Linked DNA regions of Homo sapiens: region 2 is linked to region 1. Evidence: read pairs that join two places in POLR2A ChIA-PET (ENCODE). Cell type or tissue: Panc1. All regions are shown on one strand. Links, peaks and the distances in the headings refer to the core of each region. The heading gives the core; the rest is flanking DNA.

The links. Peaks named below come from ENCODE experiments on the same cell type or tissue, not always from the same donor. Only the 100,000 strongest peaks of a DNase experiment are listed, where the experiment ranks them.
Region 2: POLR2A ChIA-PET joins it to region 1 with 6 read pairs; 2 of 35 experiments call an interaction of 5 or more read pairs at or near these places.

What each region holds. Positions count from the first base shown.
Region 1 is chr7:155,845,890-155,857,843 of GRCh38, reverse strand. No RefSeq gene overlaps it. Among named protein-coding and RNA genes, the nearest start is that of SHH, 39 kb to the right of the region's middle. RefSeq lists silencers at 9,758-9,958, 11,919-11,954. In Panc1, for the core only: no CTCF peak of the experiment used is centred there; no DNase peak of the experiment used is centred there.
Region 2 is chr7:156,417,054-156,429,007 of GRCh38, reverse strand. No RefSeq gene overlaps it. Among named protein-coding and RNA genes, the nearest start is that of LINC00244, 120 kb to the left of the region's middle. In Panc1, for the core only: no CTCF peak of the experiment used is centred there; a DNase peak (open chromatin) is centred at 4,903; H3K27me3 peaks cover 1,319 bases.

The sequences.
Region 1 (11,954 bases), core at 2,336-7,335:
AGAAAAATAAAGTTCTCATCTGTGACCTTCCTTGGGGCTTAGCGTGCACACAAACCACCTGGGGTGTTGTTTAACTGCAGATTCTGATGCAGGAGGTCTGGGTGAGACAAAGATTCCACATTTCCGAGAAGTTCCCAGTGATGCTGCTACTTCTCAGACCACACTTTGAGGAGCAGGTTATAGGATATTTCGGGGTTTGATCCAGATCCAAAGAGTGGAAATTTTTAGAGCACTTTGGGGTGTTGGAGCACTATGTACAGCTTTCAAGACTAAAGTGCTTTCAATGCTCAAATGATTACTTGCCAAAATCCTAAGCAACAACAATCACAAACATTATAGCAAGAAGGGACCTTGAAGGTCTTCAAATCTTTTACCCTCACTTAACAGATGGGGGGACTGAGGCCAAGAAAGGCTGCAGGACTTCCTCAAGGTCACACAGACACTCAGCAGCCAAGTCAGTCTCTAGTGCTTATTCCACTGTTGCCCACTGAGGCAGAAGCACCCTCACCCTGCTGTGGATTATCCAGGCATATGTACTGTGGCATTCCTGGGGATAAAGCCTTGTGAGCGATGGAAGTTCACACCGTTTCTTCTAGCCAATATCCCCTGTTCTTACTTTTCATCAAGATTACCCCCCCGTGTTGTGTGACTCTTGACCAGAAGATGACCCACCACTGAGCAATATGTGCACTCCTTTTATAAGTGGAACTTTCCAGACCAAACTAGAAAATGCTGCCAAGAATCAATAACATAAGGAGCCTCAGACATTTCTGTGCCTCCCAGTGTTTTGTACAGTATCTGGACCACGCATGTTGAACTCCTTGTCAAGATTGCAAGATAAGTAAGAAAGACCTCTAAGAGCTTTGGTCAGGTAGGGGCACAGCCAGAGGCATGTTTAGAGAGCCCTGCAACATACAGGAGGGACTTTGGCCCAGCAGGAAGGCAAGGGGCAGTTTGCAGAGGGAGCCAGGAGGTGGAGATGGCCTTGGAGGATGACCAGAAGCCCTCCAGACATAACAGCAGGAACACCAAGAACAAAGACCAGAAAGCATGATGTCACATGGTGAAGGCAGTCATGCAGCACCCTGCAGCTGGCTTAGAATGGGAAGGAACGACTGGCCAGGGAGACCATGGAAAGGTAGGCTTGGGCCAGCTTGCCAGAGATCTTGACGCCATACAAGACTCTAGGTTTGTTCTGTTGGGGGCTCCCACAATTCCCAGTTCTCCCAGGTTATTACTCAGCAAAGTCATGGACTTCTGTGAGAAGATCCAAGTCTAAAGCTAGCAAAAAGTGGCTATTCCTCCTTGGCAGTTTTTTAACTCCCTCTCCAAGAAAAGTAGATGATCTTTACCTTGGAACTGAATGCTCCTAGGAAATATGTTCCTTTTCCTTTTGTTTTCCCAATTCACTCTGTACTAGGGAAGCCCATAATTAGAAGCATGGCACAAGTCTTAGCCTAGGCATAAGCCATGCTGGATTTCAGTCCTGGCTGTGCTGAGCCATGCTAATGGGACAGGGACACAGCCAATGATGTAGCTGGCTACCTTCAGGTATCAGGTACCCTGAGTAGCTTTTATGAGTGCCCCTTACTCTAGTGATACACAAATGCCTCGCACAGATCATACAGAAAATCGAGTAAAAAAGTGTGAAAGGATGGTGAGGATTCAGCTTCAACTGGAAAAGGATACCCAAACTATGTTCTTCCCTAAGAAGATTCAATGGTGTCATTTATATGAGTAACATGGTTAATACATAAATTTAAATAAGCCCTATATTTGAATTTGCACAAAGTATAAATCTGGGGATGATTTTCTTTTTTCAGACTTATTGAGGTATAATTGACTAATAAAAATTGTATGTATTTAAGGCATATAACACAATGTTTGATATACATATACATTATAAAATGACACCACAATTAACATATCATCACTTCATATAGTTACTATTGTATGTGTGTGTGTGATAACACACATATATATGAAACCCACAGCTAATATCATACTCAACAGTGAAAAGTTGAAAGCTTTTTCTATAAAGGAACAAGATAAGGAGGCCTACACTTACCACTTCCATTTAACATAGCACTGGAAGTCCTCGCCAGAGCAATTAGGTAATAAAAAGAAATAATCTAAATCAGAAAGGAAGAAGTTAAATTGTCTCTGTTTGCAGATGACATAATCTCGTATAATGAAAACCCTAAAGACTCTGCCAAAAACAAAACCTGTTACAACTAGAAAACTAATTCAGTAAAGTTGCAGAATACAAAATTAGCAAACAAAAATTAGTAGGTTGGATGAAATCTTCTGAACATGTGTGTTAGGTCCATTTGGTCTATGATGTTGTTCAAATCGACTGTTTCCTGATTTATTTTCTGTCTGGATGATTTATCCATTGTTGAAAGTGTATTAAAGTCCCACTACTGTAATTATATTGCTATTTATTTCTCCTTCCAGTTCTGTTGACATTTACTTTATATATTTAGGTGCTCCAAAATTTGGTGCATAAATAGTTACTGTTGTTATAGCTTCTTGATGAAGTGACTTTTTTATCATTATATAATGACCTTCTTTGTCTCTCCCTTGGTTGCCATTTGCATGCGATTTTTTTTCACCCCTTTACTTCCAGCCAATGCATATTCTTAAAGCTAACATGAGTTTCTTGTAGGCAACATATAGTTAGATCTTATATTTTTATTTATTCAGCCACTGAATGTCTTTTGATGAGAAAATTTAATCCATTTACATTTAAAGTAATTATTAATAGGTAAGAACTCACTATTGCCACTTTGTTAATTGTTTTCTGACTGTTCGGTACTTCCTTTTTCCTTTGTTCTTCTCTTGCTTCTTCCTTTGTGACTTAATAAATTTTTGTAGTGGTTTGCTGTTACTTTTCTCTGTCTGTTGAGTATCTACTATAGGTTTTTGCTTTGTGTTTACTGTGAGTCTTACAGAAAACCTAATTGTGCAAATCTATATGGAACTGATAACAGCTTATCTTCAATCACATACAGAAACTACACTTTCACTTCCCTCCTTACCTTACATGTTTGTGAGTTCACAATTTACATAGTGCAAAATTTTTAGACAGTGTATCCATTAAGGAAATACTGTATAGTTATCTTTAATTTTATTAATTATTTAATTATTAATTATTTAATATTTAAGTAAGCTATAGTTAGCTTTAATATTTTTGCCTTTAACCTTTATATTAGAGTTAAAGGAGATTTACAGACCCATCATTACAGTATTAGAGTATTTGAATTTGACTATATATTGACCTTTACTGCTGAATTTTATATTTTCATATGGTTTATATTAGTAATTAGTATTTTTGTTTCCAATGAAGAACTCCCTTTAGTGTTTCTTGTAAGGTAGGTGCTATGGTTTGGTTTGTCTCACTCACCCACCCACAATTGTCATGTTGAAATTTGACTTCCAGTGTTGGAGGAGGGGCCTAATGGGAGGTGTTTGGATCATGGAGGTGGATTTCTTACAAATGGCTTGGTGTTGCCCTCATGGTAATGAATAAGGTCTTGCTTTATGCGTTCCCATGAAAACTGGTTGTTTAAGGAGAGTCTGGACCTCCCTCCCCTCTCTCTCACCATGTGGTTGCTGCACATGCCAGCTCCTCTTTGCTTTCCACCATGAGTGGAAGCAGCTTGAGGCCCTCACCAGAGCAGATGTTGGTGCCAAGCTTCTTATACAGCCGGCAGAACAGTGAGCCAGAGAAACCTGTTTTTTAAGGAAATGAATTATCCTGCATCAGTTGTTCCTTTATAGCAACACAAACAGACTAACACATGCCACTTTTCTATTGCGGCTTACAAAATTCTCTCTTTGTCTTTGACTTGATAAGTTGATTATAATGTGTCTTGGTGAAAATTTCTTTGGGTTTAACCTGCTTGGGGACTTTTAAGCTTCATGGGTCTAGATGTCCATATCTCTCCCAAGATTTGGGAAGTTTGCAGCAATTATTTTTTAAAATAAGCTTTCTGTTTCTTTCTCTCCGTCTTCTTTTTCTGAGAGTCCAATAATGCACATATTGGGTCCTTTAATGGTGTCCCATAAGTCCCATAGGCTTTCTTTATTCTTTCTTTTTTTTTTTTTTTTTTTGACAGAGTCTCGCTCTGTTGCCCAAACTAGAGCACAGTGGCACAATCGAGGCTCACTGCAACCTCCTCCTTCCTGGTTCAAGCAATTCTCCCACCTCAGCCTCCGGAGTAGCTGAGACTACAGGCATGCACCATCATACCCAGCTAATTTTTGTATTTTTTGGTAGAGATGGATTTTCACCATGTTAGCCAGGCTGATCTAGAGTATTCCCCCCACCTAAGCCTCCCAAAGTGCTGGGATTACAGGCGTGTGCCACTGTACCCGGCCAGCTTTCTTTACTCTTTTTTATTCATTTTCTCTTTCACCTCTAACTGGGCAATTTCCAAAGACACTTCTTCATGTTCACAGATTCTTTCTTCCACTCTGTTGGGAAGGTTGAAACTCCGCATCGCATTTTTCATTTTATTTATTATATTTTTCAGCCCCAGAAGTTGTTTGGTTCTTTTTTATGATTTTTATCTCTTTGTTGAATTTCTTGTTTTATTCATATGTTGTTTTCCTGATTTCATTGAGTTGTTTATCTATGTTCTCCTGTATCTTACTAAGTTTCCTTAAAATAATAATTTTGAATTTCTTTCCAGATAATTCCTAGATCTCCATTTCTTTGTAATCAGTTACTGGAGAATTATTTGTTCTTTTGGTGATGTCATGTTTCCTTAATTTTCCATGTTTTTTGCAGCCTTGTGTTGATGTCTGAGCACTTGAAGAAGCAGTCACCTCTTCCAGACTTCACAGAATAGCTTTGATGAGGAAAGACTTTCACCAGCAGGTGAGCATAAGGTGCCCAGTCGGGTGGGGTGTGGCAGCTCTGGCTTCAAGGAATGCAGTGTGCAGTCTCTATTTACCTCCATCAGCCTCTAGGCTGGAGGAGGCAAAGACCGTGGGGATCCTTGGTGACCAAGGCTGCAAGTGTTTGAAGTGGTGGTGGTGGCAGCAAGGGCTATTGGGATCTTTGGTGACAAAAGCTGCTAGTGTCCTCTTGGGGCACAATATCTTAGGTCTGGGGAGATGGGGTGTAGCAGTGGCTCAGGCCCCAGGGGGTAGGGTAAGCAGCAGCTGGGGATGAAGGTGCATCTCAGTCACTGGCATCTCGGTGTCATGTCAGTGGACCCAGCCCCAGGAAGAGGGGTACCACAGTGACTTGTGTCTTAAGGATGTCAACGCACAGTGGCAACTGAGGCCCCTGGGGTGGTGTAGCACTGTTATGGCTCAGGCTCTAGGAGGGCCTTTCCCCTGCAGGAGATTCCTCTTGGTTCTGGGCCTGGCACAGTCTGCGGGCAGTCATAGCAGTGCTAGATTTGAGGATACAGATGCTCAGAACAGCTACAGAGCCAAGTACGGGACTCAGGGGATTACAGAACTGCTGTGCATCCATGGGTCCTATGGCTTTGGTGCACCTGCTAAGGCACGGCCATGTGCAGACTGCTCACAGAGCTGGGGTCAATGATTCTAGGAGGCACCTCAGTAGCTTGGGCCTGGGGAGATGAGGCATGGCAGTGGCTCAGGCCCCAGGGAGTAGGGTAAGCAGCAGCTCAGCCCTGGGGATGAAGGTGTCAGTGGATGTCAGTGGCATGTCAGTGGCTGCAACCCCGAGAGGAGGGGTGCCACAGCAACTTGGATCCTAAGGCTGTCAGGGCACCGTGGCAATGGAAGCCGCTGGGGTGGTGCAGTGCTGTTGTGGCACAGGCCTAGGAGGGAGAGGGCTGCTGCCACTCATGTCCAGGCATGTCAGAACACCATGGCGGTAAGGCTCCAGGGACAGCAGGGTGCAGCCATGACTAGGGCCCCAGGGGCAGGGTACAGTGCTGGTGACTTCAGTTCCTGGGACGGCTGGGCCTGCAGCAGCCTAGAGCTCAGAGCTCTTTACGTGATTTCAGAGGGTCCTAGTGCCTCTGGTGTGGTTCCTCAAGAACACAGATATCAGCTCCATTTCCAGGATCCGTCTGAAAAGATGATAATGTTTCAGTCTGTGTTCTGCCCTCCTGTTCTTTGCTGAGCTGTGCTGCATAGCAGGAATAATGATTTTTAGTAGGAAAAGTTTGCCCCTTCATTGAAGATTCACACTTTGTGATTTTCTGCCTCAAACTGTTAATACATTTTCCCGGCTGCAGCAGCTTAGCATTTCATCTCGTCATTTTATGATGATGTTGTCCATACCCACATCAGACCTGGAGCCCCAGAAGGACGCTCCCGGTTCTACAAGCCGAGAAGACCCTTTCCAGGTAGCCCCGTGACCTGTTCATGCCAAGTAGGATGCGTCTCCCTGCCACCCTTTGGCGTGGAAGTCGGGGCAGACGTGTTCCCCACGTTTACAATGGGGGAGGGTAGGCATTGTGGGGTGCTTGGTTCCCTGTGATGCTTTTCCTTTACAGAGAACCTTGTAGAAGTGATTGGATTTCACGTGTAGACAGAGAGAAGTTTACAGAGAAGCAATGATGGAAGCAGGGTTCCAGTGAGGTTTCTAAAAACCTGGTGGCACTCTCCCAGACATCGGTCTGGCACTTCCTAGCACCACAGTGAGAGGCTGGACACGGTCCAGATGCCCAGGAAGGCTCTGCCTTGTGTGAGCGCCAGCCCTGCCCTGAATCCCAGAGCCTAATTCTGGACTGTCTTACTTCAGGGACCCTTTCTGAGGTGCCTGCACTCTGTATAGCTCACTCATATAGCCATACGAGTGACTTACCGTTTCTCACAGCAGCTATGCAGAGCCAGTCTCTGCAGTTTCTGCCTCCAGCCCGTCATTCTCCCCTCCTGTCTCCATGGGACTTTGCTCACAATTCCATGCTGTACAGAGCACGTGTTTCTGTTTCCTACCAGGCTGTAGGCTACTCGAGGCCAGGGACTTTGCTTTAAACACCTGCCTGTTATTCTAGTGCTTTGGAGCCTTGAGGAAGCAGATGTTAATCCAGGCGTGTTCTATTGGCTTCCTGAGAACATCGTAGAGGCTGGGGTGAGACCCTTAAAGTAACAAGTGATACAGGCACACTTACTCAACTGGGGCCTGTGGAAGACACATCAGAGGTATAGTAATACACTTTGGAAGCAAGTACTAAAGGGGAGCCCCACAGCTACAATGTGCCTCCCTTAGCAAGATATCAGCTTCCTGCAAAGTCATACACAAGGCACCTTGAAATCAACCAAGCATTAGTTTGAATACAAGTTGGGGCCCTTGTTATTAAAATCCACCCTGTGGACTGTCCCTTGGTAAAGTATAAAACCATTCCCAAGGTGACATCAGCAAGATGGTGGACTAGGAGATCTCAGTGCTTCCCCCCGCCCCACCCACAAAACAACAAAACAACACAAAGACACTACACACCATGGAAACCACGCTGGGATAGCTCCAAGACAGCAGAGAAGCCGCAGAAACCTTGTGGAGAGCAGAAAACAGAGATGCCACTCTGCTCTGCCACCCCATTCCCCCATGGGGAGCAGCTTGGAGCCGAGGAGGGATCCTCTCAGAGAGATTTCTCCCTGCAGGGAAAAGGTGAGCAGGATCCTGGTGGTCTCCATCACCCCTGCAGAACCCACAGCCTCCACCACAGGCACCTCTGTGTTAGTCAGTGAGGCTCTGCACAATGAAGAGAGATGCTCAGAGTCCACACTGCTGCGCTTCCCTGAAAGAAGGGGCCACTGTCATGCCCCCCGCCTGGGGCCTGAGTTGCTGCTGCACCTGCCCCACCCTTCCCCAGAGCCTGGGCTGCTGTGACACCCCCAGCCCTGAGCCCAAGTTACCTCTACCCCCAACTCTTGGGTCCAAGTTACCTCCACCTCCTACCAATGGGTCCAAGTTACCTCCACCTCCCACCCCTGGGCCCAAGTTACATCCACGTCCCACCCCTGAGCCTAAGTTACCTCCACCCCCCACCCCCAGTTCCAAGTTACCTCCACCCCGCCCCCTGGTCCTAGGTTTCCTTGCCCCCTGCCCCTGGGGCCAAGCTGCCACAGGGTTATGTGCACCCCAGGGCTAAGTCACTCTGTGCACCACCATCCCCAGGGCATCACTGCTACTGGATCCACCCCAGAGTGACCTCAGACGGGAGCTGTGGAGACACCAAGGTGCCCAACAGATTAGACAAAAGGCAGATGAGGAAACAGACAGCACCAACTCCCTCTTGAGGGATGATGGAAAGCAAGCACTGTTGCTACACCCAATCCCTGGAGCTGGGTGTGTGGACACGGTGCTCAGGTTGGCTTTCGGTAAGCGGCAGGTGGCTCCCTGTCACAGTGTGTGAGAGCCACCATCTCCTCCCTGCTTGTCTTTAAGTCTTGAGAGCAGTAACCCCACAGGTGTTCTTTATGGTCCACTGGCAGGCCCCAGGCGACAGCTGGAGTTAAGATTCTGGGGCCAGAGGAGTGGAGCCTGTTACAGACACAGACTTTTCTGAATGTGCAAAACCGCACGAGCAGAATCACTCCTGCGGAGGAAGCCACCCGGAAAATCCCATCTCAGAGTAGGAGGGAGGCCAGTGGGACAGCCCCACACTTCCAAGAGTGTCTTTAGGAGGATAACTGCCTTTTTTTTTATCGGATTGACGAGGCACAGTGGGCATTAAGAGTGAACTACGCACCTGTTAAAGGAAGCATATGCCCTCCCAGCCCCTGGGAACAGCTGTGGGACTTGCAACATATCTCCTCCCCTTTAGCTACATCCGTGTCACACCCTGTCCCTTCACCCCTACAACCATAAATCCTTCTGACAGACAGCAGAGAGCCCTGGACTCGGAGTGACGGTGGGAGAGCCAGGACCCCAGGACCGTGGTGGACACGCGAGACCTGTCACATGGGCAGAGGAAGAGAAGACGGGGAGGGGACACTGAGGGATGTGGCAGGAATTCCTGGGGCAACCCTGGTCTTCTGAGCCAAGTAGAAGAGGGGTGGGTCAATGAAAGTGGAGACCCAGGCTGGGTGCAGTGGCTCATGCCTGTAATCCCAGCACCTTGGGAGGCCAAGGCAGGCAGATAACCTGAGGTCAGGAGTTTGAGACCAGCCTGCCCAACATGGCAAAACCCCATCTCTTCTAAAAACACAAAAATAAGCCGGGCATGGCGGCGGGTGCCTGTAATCCCAGCTATTCGGGAGGCTGAGACAGGAGAATCACTTGAACCCAGGAGGCGGAGGTTGCAGTAAGCCGAGATCACACCACTGAACTCCAGCCTGGGCAACAGAGCAAGACTCTCAAAAAGAGAAGGGAAGGGAAGGGAAGGGGAGGGGAGGGGAGGGGAGGGGAGGGGAGGGGAGGGGAGGCAAGGGGAGGGGAGGGGAGGGGAGGCGAGGGGAGGGGAGGGACACACTAAGAGCCCCAGGCCTGGGGGCACCAGAGAATAGGAGACAGGAGGCTGGAGAGCGGGCAGGGAAGGAGGGAGGTGCAGGTCCCCTGCTCTCCCAACATTGAGGGAGGGACTTGTGCCTGTGCAGGCAGCAGGAAAGCTCCAGGCACCTCCTGTTCTTCCCTGAGGCCTCAGGGCCTCCTGCCAGGGCCTTCTTCCCACAGGCCCTTGCAGAGACTCCCTGCAGGACTGCAGAAGCGTGTCCCACACACCTGCCTCCTACCTGAGAAACACCCTCTGTTCCTGAACGCAGAGCCTCACCAGCGGGCGATCTGTCCGCGCTTCCCTGAACACACTCCGTTTTTCCGTTTCCGTGGCTTTAAAGCCTTCCCAGTGCTCAGAGCAGCAGCATCCTCAGCAGCCAAGGCGGGGAAACAACCCAGGTGTCCATCCAGGGACCCATGGGCGAAGAATGCGGCCACACACAGAGGAATGTCATTCTGCCTTCAAAAGGAAGGAAATTCTGACATCCCGCCACAACACCCACAACACGGGTGAGTCTTGAGGACCTTATGCTCCGTGAAGGAAGCCACTCACCAAAGAACAAACGCTGCGTGATTACACTCAGATGAAATATCTAAAATCCAGAGACAGAGAAGGCGGGCTCGAGGTTCTCACGGCTGCGGGGAGGAAGGTGTGGGGAGGTCTTCCCTAATAGGTACAGAGCTGCTGTTTGCGGTGATGAAAAAGGTTTGGAAGTAAATAGTGGGTTTCACAACGTTGTGAATGCAATTAATGCCACGGAGTTGTACACTTAAAAATGGTCTTAAAGGGCAAATTTTGTTATCCATATTTTGCTAAATGTTTCGTAAGTTAATAAAACGATGTAACAAAAACCATTGAATTGTACACATTAAATGGGGGAATTGTATAGTATTGTGAATTATATCTCAATAAAGCTGTTTAAAGGTGAGCACCCTTTCCCAACCCACAAAGACCCACGTGGTCTGGACCCCCACCCTCGCCCTCGGCCCTGCAGTCACGGCTCTCCCCGGGACCTGGGCTCCGTCTCACAGTCTCCTCAGCGAATCTCTGATTGCTCTGCTACATTATAATCAACTCCTTGACATTCGAGACAGTGTTTCCTTCCCCTCTGAGCCCCCCACATCACCCCCCACAGTGTGTCCTTCTTCCCAAGTAAAGATGCGTCAGCCCCTGTGTCGGCAGATGGTGCCCTGAGAGCCAACAGCCAGCCTTGTGGTCTTGTGAAGAGGAACCGCCCGGTCTCCTACCTCACAACCTCTCCACCTCACAACATCTCCAACTCACAACGTCTCCACCTCACGACCTCTCCACCTCACGACCTCTCCACCTCACGACCTCTCCACCTCACGACATCTCCCATCTCACAACGTCTGCCACCTCACAACGTCTCCACCTCACGACCTCTCCACCTCACGACCTCTCCAACTCACAACCTCTCCACCTCACAACGTCTCCACCTCACAACATCTCCCACCTCACAACGTCTCCACCTCACAACATCTCCCACCTCACAACCTCTCCACCTCACAATGTATCCACCTCAAAACGTCTCCACCTCACAACCTCTCCACCTCACAACATCTCCACTTCACATCTCCACCTCACAAGGTCTCCACCTCACAACATCTCCCATCTGGAGACGTCTCCCACTTCACAGGGTCTCTCACCTCACAATGTCTCCACCTCACAACGTCTGCATTTCACAACGTCTCCACGACCAGACACTCTGATATTCTCCAACCCATCCACCTAGTCCACCCAGGTCCAAGACATCTTTCCATGCTTTACTGGTCTCTCTGCTTTCATCCAAGCTCCTGGAATCTGTTCTCAACACAGCTCCAAACTGATCCTGTTAAAGCATAAGTCAGATCATTCTTCTGCCAAAACCCTCCAAGGACCCCACTTCTCTCAGCGTCAGAGCAGAAGTCCCAGAGTGGACTCCAGGGTCCTACAGATTTGCCCCAGCACTTCTCCAACCTCTTCTCCCTCAGCACACCCCTACCAAGCCCACGCTGCCACAGGCCTTTGCATGAACCACCCCTCCTCCCAGAATGCTCCCCCAGAATTCTGCCAGGCTCACTACACACACCCCGGCTTCCCCTTCTGCTCAGTCGGCGTCTTCTCAAAGGTCCCATCCAGATGCCTCATGCAGCTTGCATCATCTCACTACCCCAAGCATACCCAGGTCTTTACCTGGCTCTATTTTTTCTAAAACTACATATTACCTTTGTTGATTAAAGAAAAAAACATAAGCTTTTAAAGATTTAAAGTTAGTTTTTTTTGTTTTGTTTTGTTTTGTTTTGTTTCTTACAGAGTCTCACTCTGTCGCCCAGGCTGGAGTGCAGAGGTGCAATCTCGGCTCACTGCAAGCTCCGCCTTCTGGGTTCACGCCATCCTCCTGCCTCAGCCTCTCGAGTAGCTGGGACTATAGGTGCACGCTGCCATGCCCGGCTAATTTTTTATATTTTTAGTAGAGATGGAGTTTCACCGCCCGCCTTGGCCTCCCAAAGTGCTGAGATTACA
Region 2 (11,954 bases), core at 2,791-7,790, 570 kb before region 1:
AATGAACAGCTGGGTTCTAGGAGCCCCTTCCTGGTGTTCCTGCCTTTGCTCTGCATAATGAACAGCTGGGTTCTAGAAGCCCCTTCCTGGTGCTCCTACCTTTGCTCTGCACAATGAACAGCTGGGTTCTAGGAGCCCCTTCCTGGTGTTCCTGCTTTTGCTCTGCATAATGAACAGCTGGGTTCTAGGAGCCCCTTCCTGGTGTTCCTGCCTTTGCTCTGCATAATGAACAGCTGGGTTCTAGGGGCCCCTTCCTGGTGTTCCTGTCTTTGCTCTGCATAATGAACGGCTGGGTTCTAGGGGCCCCTTCCTGGTGCTCCTGCCTTTGCTCTGCATAATGAGCTGCTGGGTTCTAGGAGCCCCTTCCTAGTGTTCCTACCTTTGCTCTGCAGAATGAGCGCTGGATTCTGGGAGCCCCTTCCTGGTGTTCCCGCCTTTGCTCTGCATGTCTATAGTCTACACAGAAGTCATATTGGTGACTTTAAAATGTGACTCAGATCTTGTCATTCTTTTGCTTAAAAGACTTTAGTTGCTTTCTATGGCATTTCCAATCTGAGCTCCCAGCCATTTTCTGTGTGGCTCTGAGCTCCCTTCTCCCACTTCTGCAAACTCAGTGGTGTGTCCCCTCATCTGTGGGCTTCTGGAGCCACTTTAGGGCTCACATGCTCCTGGCTCTGCCCTGGCACTTGTGGTTCCCTGGGCTGTGTCTTCCCTGTCTGTGTGCAGCTCCCTCCCTTCCCTCCCTGAGACCCTTTCTCAGGCTGAGCTTCTCTGAAGTCCATCTATAGTGGCTTCCAGCCATCTATGTTCCTTCCACTTCCTTTGTCAGAGCTGGGAAAGTCTGCTTACTTGAAAACCATCAGTGTCTTTTATATTTATGACAGTATCCACAGCAAGCATTTCTAGCCTGAATCTTAGAAGGGGCTCCACGGGTATCTGTTGGTTGAAATAGTCAACGGGATAGGTTACCTCTCTCAGTTGACCTAGGTTATGCTGTGGGCCTGTTGTCAGGTGCTGAGAGCCTGGACTGGCCAGCTACCCCGGGGCCATCTGATGACCTTTACAATTCTTCACTGGAAACCCATTGTTATTATTAAATCTTTATTTCCAGAGATTGTAGGCAGGGGAATAACCATCACGAAGAGGTGGCACCTTAAGTAGTCATCGCTTTAGCAGAAATCTGTCTTTGCGATGGACAGGCTTAACACTGTAGGCGGCCATTTATATTAATGGAATTCAGAGATCAGTATATTAAATAAACTGGCATTCAGCTCCCTGGGATGACACCACTGGGGCTCCTAGATCAATGGAGAGACAGAAATACAAACTCCTACACCGGATTTGGATCGCTTAGCCAGGGCTTGAATATTGATAAAGACATGGCAGCATTTCTTGTGCTGCTATCGCTCTTTAACTGACGGGACTGCCTGAGTTCTCCTTCTGAAACTGGGAACTGAGCATTTTGGATGAAATCCAAATGTCTGGACTTCGACTTAAGTAAGTCCAAGGGGATTCTGTTAGGCAGAAGAAGAACTTTAAGAAAAGATTATCTTTAGCTACGAGTACATCATAGACATCTATCTTAGCTTCAGCGGCATTCATAGCCAACCAATTTTTTCCCTTAGGGTCTGTGTTTCTTTCTTAATGTTTAAGTCCTGACTGACTGAAACCACATAGTTAAATCATCAATGTTTGGCCAAACCAGCTTAGGTTTTGGATAAATTGAAGTGAATTTTTATTGTGCTGGTGCTAGTGACCTGGACTGATGAAGAGAATCTGAACAGTAGAGCTAGACAGGGTCAATTTGCGGAGAAGATTCATGGGGGCAGCAAATGTGTTATGGTTCTGTAAAGTTCAGACACTTTTCCAATCAAGATGTCTTTGGTATTTACCTTATAGTTAATAAGGGGAATAAAAAAATAAAGAATTTGCCAATCCAAAAAAAAAAATAAGGGGAACGGAGGTGGCATAATAAAATGAACACAGACTAATTGCTCAGAAATCTGGGTTCCAAGTCTAGGTCTATCCAAGCTTTGTTACCTTGGACCCAGCACTTATAATGTCTATGATTAATTTCTCTACTTATAAACTTAGGATGCATATAAATGTAAGTATACTCCATCTCATTCTACTCACTCCAAAAAGGATTTGAGGCAGGTTAAGACAAGCAGAAAAATATCATACTATTAAAACGTAACAGCCTGAAACAGGCAGAAAAAACACCATTACTAAGAATTAGTAGTGTGAAAATGGAAGTAGGAAAGTGGTCCTACTTAGTAGAAAAGGCCCATCTTTTGTGGACCAAAAGCCCTACAAAAACATAATATGTCACCTTCAAATTTGACTCAGAGTTTCTTGGAATGCATAAAAAAGTAGAGACATGGTGAGAAGCAACATTTTCATTAGACATGAATAAAACATTTTAGTTCTTTGGAAGAAGGAAATCTTTTCTGAAAACCAAATGCGAAAGGCATTACCTTGGATTTTTCTATCAGGTTTGAGGGTTAGTGTGCAGTGTCACAACAGTAACAAGTGCAACAAGAAATTACTTATTTATATTCTCATTTTTTCCATGAAAGATTTGGAGTGACCGTTTTCATAAAGAGATTTCTTGCAGTGACCCTCAGTAAGACACATTGCTCCAGGAAGCCAACTCTGCAAGAGACCAAGTGACAAGGGTAGGTGCCCCATCTCCTGGTGGGCTGCCTTGTTCTGAGGCTAGAAGTTAGTGTGCTTACAGTGGGGTTATCTCCCACCCCACCTGACCCCATAGGACTATATGTGGCTAATGACAAAGTGGTTCTAGAGAGCAATTTAGAAATTTTAAAGTGCTAAAAGCTGCCAGTGGTTATTTATCCACTATATTATGAAACCTGTCTTATTAGAACTGTTCTTAAAAATACCTACTTCCTGAGTCTTATGAAAATAAATAACTAAAATGGCATACTCTCGCCACAGCACCTGAAGCCCCTGAGACAATCCATACAGGGACATTTATTTCTTACCATTGCCTGTTGGTCATGGAAATCCCTAGCAAGTACATATTTCAGAGTTCAGAATTCCAGGTAATGGCTTTTCCAAAATGAGATTCATAATAGATTTCACAGATAGTCCATTTATTTTTATTTTCTGCTGTTGGAACAGAGGAAGTTTGGTTTACAAAACAAAATTTAGGAAAATGTTAAAAATTCTCTCTAGAACATAAACTTCTTGAGGACAGAGTTATGTGTTTGTTCAGTTCTATCCCTGGTGCAGAGAACAGTGCCTGGCAAAGAATGGAATTCCATAAAGCTTGAACAAATGAGTGATGAAATCTGTAACAGAGAGTTAATACCAGTGAGTATTTGAGATAAAAGTTGTCAACGATATATGATTATCATTATATGAAGACAGAATTATCAAGGGTAAAAACAAAAGTAAATGGTGAAGTGTGATAAACAATCACTTACTCAAACCTACCTGGGTTTCCCCAAAGTTATTAACATGATTGCTTCTAAATATCTATAATTAATATGACTTCCTAATTTTGCATGAATGTCACAAAAAATTGTAATGTCTCTGTAAATATCTGAGGAAGACTCTCCAAGTATGGAAATTTTAAATCCCTACTTGTAAAAATTCTATTAAAATCCTTCAAGTGAATCTTTAGATGACAGATGATTGGCTGTTTGCCTAATTTTTTGTATCTATTTAACTTGATGCCAATGGACACAGGTGTGCAGCTCTCTTCTTCACTTCGAAGCACTAGTGTTTGGCAAAGACAAGAAATTGTTGCATAAGATTTCCCCTCCCCTGCCCTTTTCAGGTTTAGCCTAAAGTGTTTTCAGTGGTTGCATTTGAAACCTTTGTAGGGAGCCAGAATGCTTTTTTTTTTTACATTTTAATCAGACTGTGCTTACAGAAACACCAGTGAATCGGGAACTTGTCTGCAAGTGTGTGTGTGCATATGTATATATGCACACAGACGCATACACAAACACACAACACACAACACAAACAACAAGAATGGGCTTAAAAGAAATGAACAAAACTTGCTCGTTTTAAGAATAACTGAATTTAGAGCAGAACTGGACAAACTTGAGACCCAAAGTCCATAAAAAAAATCAAAGAAACCAAAAATTTGTTCTTTGAAAGGATAAACAAGATTGATACACTGCTAGCTAGATTGACAAGAAAGAGAGAAAATCCAAACCATAAATGACAAAAGTGACATTAAAAGCAATCCCACAGAAATACAAAAAATCCTCAGAGACCATTATAAACATCTTCTATGCACACAAATTTAAAAATCTAGAGGAAATGGATAAATTCCTGGCAACACACAATTTCCCAAGATTGAATCAGGAAGAAATTGAAACCCTGAACAGAACAATATCAAGTTCCAATATTGAACCAATAATAAAAAACCTACCAATCAAAAAACGCTCCAGACCAAATGGATCCATGGCTGAATTCTACCAGACATAAAAAGAGAGCTATTACCAATTTTATGAGTGGTTAGCAATTCTACTGAAATTATTCCAAAGAATTGAAGAGGAAGGACTCCTCTCTAACATTGCTACACAGCTAGCATCACCTTGATGCCAATACCTGGAAAAGACACAATGAGAAAAGAAAAGTACAGGTCAATATCCCTGATGAACATAGGTTCAAAAATTCTTCACAAAATACTAGCAAATCAAATCCAACAACACATCAAAAAGTTAATTCACCACGATCAAGTAGGCTTCATTCCTGGGATGCAAGGTTGGTTCAAATACATAAATCAATAAATGTGTGATTCACCACATAAGCAGAATTAAAAACAAAAACCATACAATCATCTCAATAGACAGGGAAAAAACTTTGGATAAAATTCAACATCTCTTCATGATAAAAACCTTCAAGAAACTTGGCATCAAAGGAACTGACCTCAAAATAATGAGTCATCTATGACAAACCTACAGCCAACATTATACTGAATGGGCAACAACTGGAAACATTCCCCTTGAGAAGTGGAAAAAGACAAGAAGTGGTGAGAATAGGCATGGTACTGGTACAAAAACAGACACATAGAACAATAGAACAGAACAAAGAACCCAGAAATAAAGCTGTACACCTACAGCCATCTGATCTTTGACAAAGTCAACAAAAATAGACAGTGGGGAAAGGACTCCCTATTCAATAAATGGTGCTGGGATAGCTGGCAAGCCATATGCCAAAGAATTAAACTGGACCCCTACCTTTCACCATATACAAAATTTAACTCAAGATGGGCTAATGATTTCAATGTAAGATCTCAAACTATAAGAATCCTTGAGGAAAACCTAGGAAACATCATCTGGACATTGGCCTTGGAAAATAATTTGTGACTATGTCCTCAAAAGCAATTACAATGAAAACAAAAATTGACAAGTGGGACCTAATTAAAGAGCTTCTGTCCAACAAAAGAGACTACCAATTAAGTAAACAGATAACCTACAGAATGGGGAAAATATTAACAAACTATGCATCTAACAATAATATTCAGAATCTATAAGGAACTTAATTCAACAAGCAAAAAACAAATACCCCTATTAAAAAATGAGCAGAAGACAGTAACAGACACTTATCAAAAGAAGACATACAAGCAGCCAATGAACATATGAGAAAAGCCTCCAAATCACTAGTCATCAGAGAAATGCAAATCAAAACCACAATGAGATACCATCTCACACCAGTCAGAACGACTATTATTAAAAAGTCAAAAAACAACAAATGCTGGTGAGGCTGTGGAGAACAGCGAATGCTTACACACTCTTGGTGGGAATGTAAATTAGTTCAGCCACTGTGGAAAGCAGTCTGGAGATTTCTCAAAGAACTTAGAACTAGCATGTGACCCAGCAATCCCATTACTGGGTATATATCCAAAAGAACACAAATCTTTCTACCAAAAAGACACATGTACCTGCCTGTTCATCACAGCACTTTTCATAATAGCAAAGACATGGAGTCAACCTAAATGGTGGATTGGATAAAGATATGTGGTCCATACACAGCACAGAATATTATGCAGCCATAAAAAATATCATGTCCTTTGCAGCAACGTGGCATTATCCTAAGTGAATTAACACAGAAACAGAAAACTAAATACTGCATGTTCTCATGTAAGTGGGAGCTAAACATCAGGTACTTATAGACATAAAGACAGCAACAATAGAAGCTGGGCGCACTACTAGATGGAGGAGGGAAGGAAGGAAGAAAGGGTTGAAAAACGAATTATTGGGTCCTATGCTCAGTCCCTGGGCGGCAGGATCATTCATACCCCAAACTTCAGCATCCTGCAATGTATCCTGGTTGCAAACCTGCCACATGTACCCCCTGAATCTAAAATAAAAGTTGAAAAAAAAGTAAAAAAATATAAAAACAAATAAACAACAAAACATCTTTAATAAATGTAGTTATCTCTCATATTGTTTTTCTGTACCCTTCAAAAGTTTACAAAACGTTTTAGCTATATGTTGAGGCAACTTTAGTTCACAGAACTGACGAGCATATTGGGTTGGTATGGAAGATTCAGAGTTGGCCTAGAGATCAACAGCTGTGTTTCCATTCTACCCATCACATTGTGTGGTCTTGGCCTGTGTGTTCTTATCTCTGGTCCTCAGTTTCCTCGACTGTAGACTGAAGATACTAAAAGGGACAGTCACCCCAACATTCTATGTGTCTGAGTCAAAATCTCAGAGTCTTTCCAAGGTATTAATTGCTATGTGGTGGGAAAATAGTCTTGAGATCACACATGTTTGGAAAATGTTTGGTTAAACAGATAAATTGCAGAACCTCTCAGACATTTTAATAAATTAATACATATTTTGACTCCAAAAGGAAGGTTTGTTGTTTTTTCTCAACTTGTTTGTCCATGGGAGCTCTTATTTCCCCTAATACCTGTTAACAGCTCACTAGACAGCAACATTCTGCAGAATCACTTTGGAAAATGCTAATCTAAGTCAATTCTTTTCTTTTGCTGTTCTCACATATGAAATGAAGCTGTGTACTAGCTCAATGATGAACAAGTTTTTCACAACCAAACCATATTTTATGATTTTCCACACACTTTGAACAATATATTTGGAAAGAATTGTCTGCACAGCACAATGTGTTTGTGAAATAACTGCTGGGCAGCTTCCTTTTGAGTAGATGCATTGTTGGCATTAGGCTTTTGTAATATTAAGAAAGGTTCATTTTGCCCAATTTTCTCCCTTCAGGATTTTCCTGTTGGAAGTCACTTGGTCCAAAGATCTTGACTATTGTTTTCTGGAGGTCTATGTTAGTCCATTTTGTGTTGCTATAACAGAATACCTGAGCCTGGGTATTCTGTATAAAGAAAAGAGGCGTATTTGGCTCATGATTCTGGTGATTGGAAAGTCCAAGATTGGGCAGCTGTGTCTGGTGAGGGTCTCATGTTGCTTCCACTCATAGTGAAAAGAGGAGGGGGAGTAGGCGTGTACAGAGGAATCTCATGGCCAGAGAGGAAGCAAGAGAGAGAAACGGAGGAAGTGAAACTCTTTAACAACCAGCTTTTATGGAAATTAATCAATTCCTGTGAAAGCCAGAACTTACTCCTGAGGGAAGACATTAATCTGTTCATGAGGGATCCACCCCCATGACCAAAACACTGCCCACTCGGCCCCACCTCCAACAATGCCACACTGGGGATCAAATTTCAACATGCGTTCTGGCAGGGACAAACCACATCCAAACTATAGCAAGGTGGGATTGCTTTTTAAACTTTTTAAAACAATGTGGTATATATTCAGGAGTAACTCTACATAACAAACAGAAAAACGTTTAGATTCACATGTTTACCAATGCTTGCAGCATTGGCTTGTCCCAGGCAATCCTGGGAGTTCTAACCTCTGGAGGCTCTTGGAAGCTTTACTGGATGATTTTAAATTAGTGGAAATGATGGACTCCATTAGTCATGCCCCTTGTAAGGATTAATGACCCTCTTCCATGGATAAGTGTGTTCCATGCTGTGGTGGTGTGACTACAGATGGCTTATTAGCAGAAACTCCTTAATAGATCTATTGCTGGGTGAATCTGGAAGCTCTTCTATTTAGAGTTGAGGTTATGGTCAGGGGATCTGCCTGGAAGATCCAGTCAGGGCCTGGAGTTGTATCTTAAATCTGTTTTCTTTGGAGATTCTGAAATACTCAATGATGTTCACTTGATACCAGGGTATTTGAAACATCAGACTTATGAAAGACCCCAGGGAAGAGGTGTCTGGCATGACATTCTCCACACATCTGGCTCCTGTCACCTTCCATACCACCTCCTGCCCCACCTCCCCCTTCAAACCTCAACACAGGTGAGTTCTCTGCATGAGGTACGTCTCTCCCAACACTGAGGACATCCACATGTGGCAACATTTCCTGGCAAAGTCTTTCTCTGCCTCATCCTCATGGTACACCAGACACACAGTAGGTGCTCATTGTAGGCTTTGTTGTAAGAGCAGATAGATTCCTCTTTTAGCAGTTCTTGTAGGAGGTCATTGGATCATTCTTTGATAGGTCCATGATGGAGAGATGATCGCTGTCCAGAGGAATCATCGCTGTCCAAGGCTGGTTGTTTTATGGCCTGGCAATTCTGTGTCTGGATAAAATTCTTTCTTGCTCTAACAAAAATATGTCTCCCTGGAGGTCAATCCCTTGGTCCTTGTTCTGAACTCAGGTTCTACAAAAAGTAAACCCACTTCCATATGACAGTCCTTCAGTCAGTGAAAGCGGTCATCATGCTTACCTTGGTTTTTGCTTGTTTTTTTTTTTTTTTCCGCAATATGAATACTTACAGTGTCTTCACCAGGTTCATCTTACAACACAGTTTCAACATTGCCTCAATATCTCATTTTTCTACTTTTGGGCTTGCAACACAGTGTCTGTACCAAACTGGAATTACCAATGGATGCTGGCCAGTGTTAGCCCCATGGGGCCATTCTGTTCTTGCCTGGACAGAGAAGTGTCATGGGAACAGGCCATACCGGGGCTTCTTTCATGCCCACTTTACATGGTTTCACAATTAACTCACCCAGCATATGTTTACTAAGTGCTTAATATGTGCTTGTTACTGGGTGTGATGCCGAGCAAACAAGGCACAGCCCCGGATGGGGGAATTTAATCACCTGTCCTCTGATGGACTGGATTTAAATGCTGTCATTAAAAAAAACTCTGAATTTTTTTTTTCTGAACATAAATGGCTATCATCAGTTTCCCCTAGATTCTGAACAATGCCACTGAAATTTTGAATCGCAGGACTTTTTATAGACAGTTAGTTTCAGCTGTTTAGAGATTTTTTTTTTAGCCTGTCAATTATTTGTAATGCCACATATTATTTCTCCTCAGCCTTGTCACAGATGCACTTGATGAATGTACTTTGCAGTAGTTTACCCAAATTGTTGATAAGAATATCCGTCAGAACAGGGTCACACATGGAGCCTTCTGGCAGAGCCCTGGAGGCTTCCCTCCGGGAGGGCCTTCATCAATACATGGACCTTCCACACCATTCAGTCCATGATTTATGTTTCCCAGGAGCTTGGTTGAAATTAAGAATTTGATTGGTGGTTTACTCTAATTAGAAACCCAGTTGTTTGTGCAGATTGCTTTTTTGGTTAGTACACTGTGACAAGATGTTGGATCAATCAATGATATACTTTTGCATCTTCTAATAAGTACCTTGTATCTTTGCTCAAATAGAAGTAGAAGCATGACAATTACTCTGGTTAAAAAGAGGAAGCCTTCAGCACTCTCCGTCCAACCCCAGAAGCTTTCAGAGACTCCAAAATTTGTAGAAAACCAGAAATTTTTCCATGGCATGTTGAGAAACTAGAATTAGGTGTCTGAAGAAGAGCTTTTTTACAAGAGATTAATTCTGAAGATCCAGTTATTAATAGATAAACCAAACCACCAAGGTGAAGTTTAGATACTTTCAAATTATAATCGAGCTGGAGAAATGAAAAGCTTTGTGATCATGAAGAAACATAATGTATGCATTTTCCAGCCTAAGAGCTGGATTTGGGAATACACTCAGTCAAATTAGTAAGGAATTCAAAATCCACCCCAGGTAATTTCAGCGGCCTGACTGGGCCCAGTGAGAACTTGTGGTGTCATCACTTTCATCAGACCCTGTTCCTAGCATCAGACGATGAACATCTCAGACAATGAGGAGAGGCATTTGGAGGCTCATGGATTTCTTAATGAAGAGTGTTCAGCTAAACAGAAGTGCAGATTCAAAATGTTCTCACCTCGCCTGACTTCTGTGTTTATGTAATCTTAAATTGCATGGCCTCATTTTCTCTGCTGATCTTCGAGATTGTCTGCCTGTAAGGAACAGGGAGTGCAGGGGGCGAAAAAACATTCACAAGCCTGGAGAGGCCCTTAGTAGAATAAGTCTCACATTTTCTTACATTTTACCAAGGTAAAGAGATTCTTATGCTTTTTTCCTGGCTTTAATGGAGAATTATGGCTGTGCAGTTTGTCAAAAGTAGTATTACCCTCCATTAAGATTAAACTATAGCTCTCAGAGATGACCTTTGAGCTTTGTAATAAATATTTCTGTTGGAAAGTTCCTTCCTCCAGACTGACTATGCTTTTCCACTGTTCATTTCCTTTGCTGACATTTACAATATTTACAATCACATATTTACTTATTTGTTTACATGGGATCGTCTCTCTTCCTCATCGACTCTGAATCTTTTGAGGTCAGGGATTGTGTCTTGTTTTAGATGTCAGTGTGTACTTGGGCCCCTGTAGGTGCCTGACCCAGGGTAGGCACTTAACTTAAAACCAAAATTGGAATTAAAGTTTGTTGTGAAGATCTAAAATCTAAACTTCTTGTATGGCCTCCAAAATTATGTTACTATATCATCTTCAAACATCATGTGGGTGGCTGGATTGGGGAATCTTTTTTTTTTTTTTGAGACAGTTTTGCTCTTGTTGCCCAGGCTGGAGTGCAATGGTATATGATCTCAGCTCACTGCAACCTCTGCCTCCTGGGTTCAAGCGATTCTCCTGCCTCAGCCTCCCGAGTAGCTGGGATTACAGTCATGTTCCACCACACCCAGCTAATTTTGTATTTTTGGTAGAGATGGGGTTTCACCATGTTGGCCAGGCTGGTCTCGAACTCCTGACCTCAGGTGATCCACCTGCCTCGGCCTCCCAAAGTGCTTGGATTACAGGCGTGAGCCACTGCATCTGGCCGGATTGGGGAATCTTTAGGGTCCCTCCATGGGAGATTTTAGAACCAACATGGCTGAGTAAGCATGGCCTCATGTGGCTGACCCCATTCCTTGGTGTTGTGGAGGCTACAAAAGAGGCAAGAGGGTGGCCAATCAGAAGTCCATGATCCAGCTAGGAGGTCTAGATGGACTCACAGCAGACAATTAGTGACCATGATGGGACCATATAGAACCATGGGTTATTTCAAACAGCAGGGACAATCGGATTTTAGGAGAAAGGAGACCACTGAGGCCTGGAGTCTCAGCTGCAGGCTTTGGAGAATGGTTGGTCATGAACTGGTCTCAAACAAGCTTGATTGTGTGCGCCCCAAACCAACTCTCTTGTCAGTTCTGAGTTGAGTGGTTTGTGTCAAAGGGACACAGTGAAGAGCAGGTGGATTGGGCTTCAGATGAGCTTGCCATGGAGAAGGTGATGGCCTGCAGAACCTTGCCTAGTGTGGATCAGACCCCCGCCTGGGTGTGTGTTTGCACTGATGCTGCACCTGCTTGCTGTACATGCACCAGTGCATCTCTCCTGTTCTCTGCTTTCAAAGGACAATAATAAAAAATCTCAGAAGTGGCCAAGCTCTTGACCATTACCTCCACGTTTGGCTCTTCCCCTGAAAGATGAGGACCGTTATGACTTTTGGGGGAGCTCCTGGCTGAGCTGGGAGTAAGAGTACTTGGAGCTGTTGTATGTGCATCAGCCTGGAGCTGTGATGGCTCA